Linked DNA regions of Homo sapiens: region 2 is linked to region 1. The links are chromatin contacts, found by Hi-C or POLR2A ChIA-PET in ENCODE. All regions are on one chromosome and are shown on one strand. Each heading gives the region's core, a stretch centred on a gene start or an enhancer-like site at or near the end of the contact. The rest is flanking DNA. Distances are from core to core; before and after follow the strand shown. Region 1 holds the start of ATP5MC2 (ATP synthase membrane subunit c locus 2). Region 2 holds the start of CISTR (chondrogenesis-associated transcript).

The links. Hi-C counts contacts between places; a loop is a spot of excess contacts on that map. ChIA-PET counts read pairs that join two places held with the same protein, here RNA polymerase II (POLR2A). Pooled maps may share reads with other maps.
Region 2: a loop to region 1 is called in a map with no recorded cell type, with 5 times the contacts of the local background. The contact joins the promoter of CISTR here to the promoter of ATP5MC2 in region 1. A Hi-C loop is called at or near these places in 4 of 168 maps with a recorded cell type or tissue (B cell, CD8-positive, alpha-beta T cell, OCI-LY7 and 1 more), 7 of 37 single-sample maps with no recorded cell type and 16 of 50 pooled maps. POLR2A ChIA-PET finds 5 or more read pairs at or near these places in 11 of 52 experiments (CD4-positive, alpha-beta memory T cell, Caco-2, GM10248 and 7 more).

The regions. Positions count from the first base shown.
Region 1 is chr12:53,673,930-53,678,712 of GRCh38, reverse strand. It overlaps ATP5MC2 (ATP synthase membrane subunit c locus 2), which reads left to right and starts at 2,630. Exons shown (of 5, transcript NM_005176.7): 1 at 2,630-2,660. RefSeq lists enhancers at 2,139-2,368, 2,479-2,928.
Region 2 is chr12:53,748,703-53,753,485 of GRCh38, reverse strand. CISTR (chondrogenesis-associated transcript) reads left to right here and starts at 1,507. Exons shown (of 3, transcript NR_186108.1): 1 at 1,507-1,712; 2 at 2,521-3,169. All of the region lies in intron 1 of LOC105378250 (a long non-coding RNA gene), which reads right to left. RefSeq lists a silencer at 1,658-1,927 and enhancers at 2,544-3,132, 4,693-4,783.

The DNA of each region.
Region 1 (4,783 bases), core at 1,381-3,880:
GCTTCTCTTGGATCTTTTGCTGTCTTCAAATTCACCCCTCCCCTTACAAACCTCCTTTTTGGAGCCTCACTGCTCCCTTGCGGATTTGATTTCTTGCTTCAAGCCTCGTAGTAATAGTCCCAGGATTCTCAGCCTCCCCTCAGATCTCCACTCACCAGCAAGTAAAATAACTTGTTTTGTATGACTTATGCAGGTGAAAACGTTTTTAAAGTGTAGTTGAGTCTCTTTCAGGAGATACTATCTCAAGGACCTTGCAATAAACAGTCCATATAGGTAGCAGTGCAGAATTGAGTTGCAATGCCCTTAACTATAGAAGCAGTGATGATGATGGTGATGATGGTGGTGATGGTGGTGGTGGTGGTGGTGGTGGTGACGATGATGATTTTAATGCTAGCAATTACTGAACTCTTACTGGGTACCAAGTACCTTGCTAAAAGCTTCATATGTATTATCCCAATATTGGCTGTGTGATAAGTACTATTATTCTTCTCAATTTACATAGGAGGAAATAGATTTAGAGGGGGTTAAACAGCTAGCTCAAGATCACACAGCAATTTGGGAACCCAGATTTGTCTGAACGCAGAACCCATTATTCTATGAGGGCAAGGGAGTGTTAAACATCGCAGGCTGTAACAACTTTTGGAAAGAGCCAGCTTTAGCTTCCTCCCAGGCCCCTTCTCTGATCCTCCTCTGGGATTGTTAGCCATATCTGAGTGTCTAAATTGTCGCAACAGCTGCAACAGCCGTTTGGGGGTGGTGGCTCCTAAGAACTGTGGACTTTCTCTGCCACTGAGGATGTGAAGCTGACAGCTTAAAAGAATTCCGTTTTGGTGGGAATGGAGATGTCTGGAGACCTCAGGGGATAAACTTGTGTCTTTGCTAGCCTGTCTTTCTCCTAACAGCATCTCCACAGTGCCTGGCACCACTTGGTACTTGATAAATACCTGTTGATTGATTCCCAAAGATCCCAGTTCCATTTCCCACGTACCTGCCCGCTCGGGGCGCAATCAACAACTAAAACTGGAGATTTGGGGATTTCAGAGGAACCTGTGAGAATCCTGATGGAGCTGGAAATGCGAATTTAGGAAAGACAGGCAGTCTACCACCCTCCTCTTCTCGCCCGCTTCTCCTATTTCTCCCCACTCCTTCCCCTCCCTTTCAGGAGCTCAGGGCCATAAAAATGCAGATGGAGGATCGGTGTGAAATAACGGGCCCATATAAATCCCTCTGCCGCCCGCCTGCAAGATGGATTGGCCGCATTGAAATTCCTCCGCGAGGATAATTAAACTCGGGGCCTCATCCGGGCAAAATTACATTCCTGTAATGGCGTCGCTCGGGGTCCCGGGAAATTGCTCCGTGGGCTTTCAGCGGCGGTTTTTATCGCCGGCCGGGGTGTGCCTGTCTGCGGCTCGCCTCTCCTCCGGGACCGTAAAGCTGCTGCCGTGATTTATCCTCCCCTTCTCCCAAATCCGATTAAATGGAGGAGCTCGGGGCCGGGGCGCCGCGGGGCCCGGGAGCCGGGAGGGGGCGGCGGGAAGGACGGGGCCAAGGAGGGGAGGACAAACGGCCCCTCAGAGAGTGGCGGATTTGCCTTTATTTACAGCCGCGGCTTTCTTTTTATTTTTTATTTTTTATGGGGTTTGGTGAGCTTTTCCCGTCTTTCTCGTGCTGCGTTCAAGCACGATGCAGGGACGGCAGGGGTTTGGAACTGGATAGGCCTTGTCGCCCTGTTCCAAAGGGCAGGGCAGGTCCTGTCTGGGAGACAAGGAGGCCTAGGAAAGATGAGGGCCAGGAAGCCTCCCCCACCTCCTTCCATCAGGGGAAGGGCGAGCGAAAGGGGAGAGAAAACCCACGTTCAGGAGAGCATGGGGGCGGGAGGGGAGGGCGCTGCTTATCCCAACTCGCGTAGTTGAAACCTGAGCAGAGGCTCGGGCAAGCCTGGAGTGACCTCGCAACCTTACAGCGGGTCGCAGGTGCCCGTTATTCCTAGACTGTCCCAGGAGCCAGGAAAGAGGGATTCGGATCATATTTAACCCTATCTTCTGGCTCGCTGATGCTGCTTCTCTCATGGTTTATCACCGGAATGGAAAGGAGGAAACGGGGAGTGGGGGAAAGGGCGAAGCCACCAGAAGCAGCTGCGGCATTTTGCTGACTATTCGCCCATGGAGCCGGTTTGCCATCCAGTGATGCCAGAGTCCCGGCGCGACAGAAAGCAGGACTCCCAAGATCTTCCTCCTGCTGCATTTTAGGCACTGAACCCCAATCCCGACCGTATGTTAACACTGAATTCTGAGTAGGAGTTTTGTTTTGGCAGTGTGACGACTGCGCATGCTCGGAAAGGGGACGCAAGTCCGAGATCCCAAACGCGGTACAGACCAAACCGCAGTCCACGTTACGGATCGGCTTACTCCGCGGAGTTGGCCTCATTTCTGCAGTCGGCGCTCCCTGTAGTTTCTCCTCTCGAACGCCAGGTGGAGCAACCGGCCGGATACCGCCACAGCCCTGGCAGGCGGCGCTGTGATGCCTGAGCTGATCCTGTATGTTGCAATCACTCTATCCGTGGCTGAGCGACTCGTTGGCCCGGGTCACGCATGCGCTGAGCCTTCCTTTCGCTCTTCCCGCTGCTCCGCCCCTCTCTGTCTTCTCTGCAGTGGGAGCAGGTAAGGCCTTGGGACCTAGAGCCCTCTGTGCGCTGCGCACGCGCGCGGGACACCTCACCTTGCGCGGATGCTTTGAGGCGCTTACCTTGCGTGCTCCCACCCTGGTCCTCTCGCCCTTTCTTGCTTCCGCTATCCCTTAGCCTTAGAGTTGGCTCTTCCGCGTGCCGGTGACCTCCAACCGCGCGGGCCTGGCGCCATCTTGGATGTCTCGCAGGGGGAGGATACCTTGGAGCTGGCCAAAGTTAGATCCTGGAGTGCTGCTTTTCACCTGTTCCACCCAGTCCCTGCAAACACTCTTTTCTCGCCCTCTGGCCCTTTCAGATTGTGACAACCCCCAGGCTCTCCCCTCCTATCTCTGCTTTCTCTTCTCATCCTGACTTGTGCCTTCTTTATTCTGAAATCTCCAGACTTTAGGCCCCAGAACCTCAGGTGCTCCGAGCAATGGAGATAGTGGATCGTCTAAAGTCACCAATCCCTCTAGTCAGCACCCCTCAATTTAAAAAGTAAACCTTGAACATGGTAGAAGTGGGAAAAAAAGCCAAAACATCGCCTCCCGTTAGGTTGTGGCTTGGGATAGCTAAGGCAGAAGAGAGAGGCTGGTTGCTTTGGAATCACTAGTTATTTACCAGTACCTTTCTCGCATCCCGGCACGCTGGTGAAGTTGTAAAAGTCACAAATGGTGGGCTAGAGATGAGGGTTTCTGTTGAGGCAGCAGGCCCAGAAAGGTGGGGTAAGGCCAAGCTAGTGGGGCCAGCATGAGACCCTGCCTGCCAGCTTTCCTGTGAAGGATTAATTAACCTCCCCAGATTCTGCTGTTACAAGGAAAAGAAGGTTTAAGGAAAGGAATAGTTAAGTTACTACCCCTGTGACTCATCTACACTGAGGAAAAAGCCCGTGATGATTTTGGAGTCCTGATTCTGGATAGTGCCTTTGCCCAAGTTGTAGGCTAACAATTGCAGAGTTGCCATGGTTAGATAGCCAATGGTGGGATCACTTAATTGCCACCCCTTGTTGTGGGTTTATTATATGCCAGCACCACATTAAACTCTTTATGTATGTTAATTTGTAAATGAACATACTTAATCCCCCTAAGAGCTGCATTTTACAAAGAAGATAATAAGGTATAATTCCCTTAGAAAAGAACCACCCCTTCTTTTTCTAAAAGCCTTAAAGAACTATTGGATTTTGACCCAAGAAAACCTGAATAGTACGGCAGCAAAATTGGGTTAGAGTTACATATAGGCAAAAATCAGAGTTCTAGATAGGACAAGAGTTGAAGACATCCATTAACTTAAAAGTAATTAAGGCTGGGTGTGGTGGCTCACACCTGTAATCCCAACACTGGGAGGCCAAGGTGGGAAGATCTTTTGATGCCAGGAGTTCCACAATAGCCTGGGCAAAAAATAAATTAAGAGCAATTAAGATGTTGGATTCAGAAGTGTTTTAACCTGGGACAATCTGAGTTCAGTTCATTTAATGAAGTGGTATTTAATAGCCCTAAGCATTCACTGAGTATTTCAGCCTGTGACATATTAGAAAGCATGTAACTTAAAAGATCCAAGTTCAAGTCTATCCTCTACCACTACCACAGTTTCAAGACTGGGTTTAGGGTCACGCTCTTGCGTTAAGTATACCTAATAATCATCTGGGAAACTTGTTTGAAATACAGGGCACTTGAGCCTTATTCCCAGAGATCTTTTTTGTTTGTTTATAGACAGGGTTTCACGTTGTTGCCCATACTGGACAACTGGCGTGATCATAGCTCACTGAAGCCTCCAGCTCCTGGGTTCAAGCAGTCCTCCTGCCTCAGCTTCTGGAGTAGCTGGGACTACAGGTGCACTTCCACCTCACCTGGCTAATTTTATGTTTTGTAGAGATGAGGTCTTGATGTTTGCCCAGGCTGGTCTCAAACTCCTGGCTTCAAGTTATCTTTCCGCCCCAGCTTCTCAGTGTTGGGATTACAGGAATGAGCCACTGAACCTAGCTCCCCCAGAGATCTTGACCAGGAAGGTCCAAGTTGCGCCCAAGAATATGCATTTTTTAATACGTACACCACCCAGATAATTCTAGTTCAGATGGGCTTCTCACTTCACTTGGAGAAACCCTGCCTTTAGGTTTTTAAC
Region 2 (4,783 bases), core at 258-2,757, 76 kb before region 1:
GATCTTCCTCCACCCTTTCTTGTTTGGTCATTCCTGGTCTCCCCAGTGCCAGAGTCACAGGACTTGTTCCAGCTGCTCCTGACCAACTCAACTGATAAGCCTTTGTTGAGGGCATGCCCAGAGCTCCATGCCTCTTGGTTGGTCTTGACGACCAGCCTCATCTTACCATGAGCCTAGGAGTTCCAGCAGGGCAGGATTTGTGCTCCTCCCTCTGGATCTCCCCTCAGTGCCCAATACAATGGGCAGCACACACAGGGGAAGGTGTGCGACTCGCTGATTCTGCTTCTTAGGAGTCAGGAGGGAACTAGGGAAAGAAACTGAAGCAGAGACAGAATTCCAGGCCCACACTTTGTAATTTTCCTTTAAAAATCTCAAAGGACACGTGTGTCTCTCTCTGTGTGTGTGTGTGTGTGTGTGTGTGTGTGTGTGTGTGATGTATAGATGGGAGAGAAGTATGATGGTATGAGGTTCTAGGAGTCTGGTTCCTGCCTTGGTGCAGGAGTCTTGGGGGAGCTGGACTCCTAGATCCACTGCAGCCCCCAAGAGGACACAGTCCCATGACTCTGCAGCCCTAAGAGGGCAGCCATACTGCTGAGGCAGGACTAATGCGGGTTGACGTGTCCCTTAGGTTTTAATTTGCTCAGTCCAGTGTGCCAGTCCACATGGTTTCCTTTGTTCTGCAGTTCAGTCCAATCCCGGTCCTCCCTTCTTGTACACACTCAGCAGCACTTCTTGCAATCAGAGCCTAGTGCATTTGTTAGGTTGAACCATTTACAATTTCTGATATTCAATTTTGGGGGGCCTATAAAGTCTGTGACCTTGGTTTTTCTCTCCTCAAAACCCTTTAAGAAAGCTCCAGGCTAGGGAGAGGAGCAGATTGAGGAAAGGCAGAAGGGAAGAGCTAATAGACTAAGTCCCATGTGCCAAGCATGTTACATTCGTTATCACAGCGCTAATTCCCACAACATGAAGCACCTAAAATTATTTCCTACATTTTACAGCTGAGCAAGCCCAGGTTAAGACTCACATGGTGAGGCCCAGGGCTGGGATTCAAACTTAGCCACAGACCCACCGCCACCTAGAACCAGGGAAGTCCCGGCAGAGCCGGAGGGCCAGCAAGCAGTGTCTGCAGCTTCGCAAAAAAGGGAGAGAAGGACACGAGCCAAATTCGACTTCGCTGGTTGGATCGGTCCAGAAGAGCCCCAATTAGTAGGGTGCGGGAGCAATGCCCAACCTGAAACCCGAGGGTAGACGGCCCAAAGGAAGAACCCAGGCAGAAAGAGACAGAGGGTGGAGAGAGGCCTGGAAGGCGGCGGCGGCGGCGGCAGCGGGCAGAGAGGGGCGAGCGGAGGGGACCTTGGAGGGGAGCCCAAGGGGGTGTAGGCAGCGCCAGCGGGCAGCGAGGAGCCCGGCTGCAGAGTCTACCACGCTCGGCATCCGGGGCGGGCGGTGCGGGGCGGAGAAAGTCCAGGAGAAAGTCTGACAACCACGGGGAGAGGGGGAGGGAGAGACCCTGTGGAAGAGAGACGGAGACTGCGGCAAAAAGAGGAAAGGAGGGTTACGGGCACCGAGGGGGAGCTGGAGTCAGCCGCAAGGAGAGAGGGAGCGGGGGAGGAAAAGAGGCGGGAGAGAGACCCTAAAAAGCAAGCTAGACTCTCCAGCCGGCCGCTCTGGTGTGGGGAGGGAGCGTCATCTCAAGGACACTGAAAAAGGCAGGTGGATGGTGCAGAAATGCGGAAGCCGCGGCCCCGGGCGGGCGGGAACCGGCCCGCTGCCCTCGCCCCGGGACGCCCCCGCTCCGCACCCTGCAGGCCCGGATCGCACCCGCACGCACCCCCGACCCCACTCCCGGCCCAGCCAGTGCTCGGCGCTGGCATGAAATTGGCTGCAGCCGTAATGAGTCCGCGCCGCGCGGAGGAGGCTGAGGGCCCACCAGGGAGTCCTGCGCGCCTCGTTTAGCTTGTTTATTGTTCAGGCCTAATTAAAACGTTCCACCGCGCTGCGTTTACATCCGCCCCCCACTAATGAATTCGCGGCCGCCGGGCGATTTCGGAAACTGCCGCGGCCGGAAGGGGGGTGGGAGGCGACAGGGCTGGGGAAAGAGTGAAGGAGAGGACACCCACGCACACCCCTTCCCACTGCCAAAGGAGCCATTAGATCTCTGGCGATTGGCTCCGAGGTCCGAGTGAGCGCCCCGAGCCCCAGCGCCCCCAACCCCTGCAGGCGTTGGGAGGTGCGGAAGGCCGGGCCGCAGGGCTCAGAGGAGGGGCGGCGGGAGGGAGGCCAGGAGAGAGTGTGTGTGTGTGTCCTGTGCGTGCGGAGGCCTGTGGGCCAGGAGGGTATTGCGCGTGGGCACACCTGCTCCGTGAAGCGTGTCCGCGGAGCAGCCTGTGTGCGCAGGAGTGAGTGTGTGCGTGTGTGTGTGTGTGAGTGTCCGTCCCTTTGGCTGCTCATGTGCCTTTCTCCTCCACAGGGACAGTCTGCGCGGGGCTTACAATGTTCTTGTTTCTCCCGCCGTAGCTGTTTGCCGTTTTGCTGTTTGCCTCCTTGTCACGACCTCAGCGACGGCAGATGGAGCCAGTGGAGGGAGAGAGACAGACGGCAATGCTTGGGTAGCCAGGGCTCCCTGCCGGCCCCACTCCTCCTGCAGACACGAGCACGCACACACACACGCGCGCAAAACACACACGCTGCCCTTCGCCACACGTAGCCAAGTAAAATACACAAAAAGCAACTGAGATACCATTCGCACATGACCACATGGAAACACACAAATGAACAAACGCATTCAGGCATAGCCACATGCCAGTCACACAGATGGATAGACAAGAGCCTGGGGTACAAAGCCACATGGCACAAAGCCACCTGGATGTATATGCCCCTACACACGCACACAGAAAAAAACATGCAAACTTAAGTACACACCTATCCAGACAAGTGTGAGTGCACACACACACACACTCACACACTCTACCTGACACGTTAGTGCATCCCCATTGGGCCCCAGTTTCTCTCAGCAAATTCAGATCACCCAGCCTGACTTCAAAACCTGCCCCCTTCCATTCCCCTTCATGCTGGTTCCTGAATCCAGCTCGTTGCTCCAGGCTAGCAAAGCTGTCCACAGCCTCATTTGTGGTTTGCTCACCTGCCTCAGCACCATCAGCCAGAGGTACTCCTGCTCTTCTCCTAATCTATTGCATGCCCTGTTGGGTTTCTCTTTGCACACCTCTCTAACTCCCCCACTCCTAGCAGCCTTCCCTGATGAACTAACTGGCTTGGATTCTGAATTTGCCCTAGTCATTTGCACTTGTTGATCTTTGCTGTGGTGAATGTCAACGGGGTAACTTTGCACCTATAAACATAATGTTGGCAGGGAGGATGACTGTAAGATCCCCAAGGCCAGCACCACTGTGCCCAAGATCATCAGATGCCAGGCCTCATCCCTCCAGTGCCAGGTTGTGAATGCTCCTGGGAACATTACTGCCCAGTTTTAATAGACAGAAAAATGAAACTGGCCCTCAAGCAGCCACTGGAAGATCTCCTTCTGTCATATCTTGCAAGGTTCCCCTTCAGGATTGCCTTTCAGAGCCACTTTGGAGGAGGGCACACCCTCCTCTATGTCTTCCCATTTTCACCTTCTTTTTAACTGGAAATACTGCTCCCCAGCTGGGTCCTCACCTGACTCTCCAGCCTTGATTGCTAACACTTAGGCTGTTTTCAAAAATTAGATCTACCCCTAAAGGATACAAATTTGCCTCTGGTGCAGATGCTCAGAGCTATACTGCAGGCTCTAAAGGTGATCCCCAAAGAGAAATTGCCAGGAATGACCCAGGCACCTGCAGCAGTTGCTGAAACCTGCTATGTTAAAGGAGATAGCATGCATTGGAATAGGTTCTTTGTACTTAAAGAAAATGACAGGGTCACCCTAAAAAAAAAGAAAGAAAGAAAAACTCATTGATTGCCTCCCCAACTCACTGCAGGGTTGTTTCATCAGGTAAACATGATGCTGGGTTGATTCCAGCCCAGCATCTCCAGGTAGATAGGTGCCCTGCCTGCCTTCCCTCCCCATTTCCCCTTAGTCTGCCTCCCTCTCAACAGCCCCCTCTCTCTCCGTGCCCCTCTCGCCCTCCTGCAGTTAGAGGCACTCTCTGCTCCCTGTCTTTTATATATATATATACACACACACACACACACTTCTTGCCTCCATCATATTTCTTTCTCCACCTCTGTCTTTCTCTGACTGTCCTCTGCCAATTTCTCTACTCCCTTTTTCAATATCATTTTCTCTCCCCTTGATCTCTGCTGGGGCTCTGCCATTCTTTTTCTTTCTCAGTCTTTCTCTAACTTCCATCTTTCTTCTGTTCTCTCCCCTACACCCCACCATAACTGCTCCAAGCTGTCCATGCAGAGGGAGGGTGTGTGGCTGTCTGGTTCAGCACCAGACAACTCTGGCATTTTGAAGAGCTTGGAATTGCCAGGTTCCTGCTCACACACACACACAACACACACACACCCATACACACTCACACATATAGGCCTCCCCGCCCACCTGAGTCCCAGGCCCTGGAAGGCCAGCAGAGCCCTCAACCCAGAATCCCCATCTCACCCCCTGCAACCTCTACCTGACCCTTCTTACTGCCTCCCCACCATCACTCTCATTTCCTTTCTCCTTGGAAACCCATCTTCTCCCTCCCCTTCTCTGCTTCTCTCAGTCTACTGATACATTCTGGTATATTATCGGCCCTGGCCCTGGCCCTGGTCCTGGCCCTGGGTCAGTGTGCCT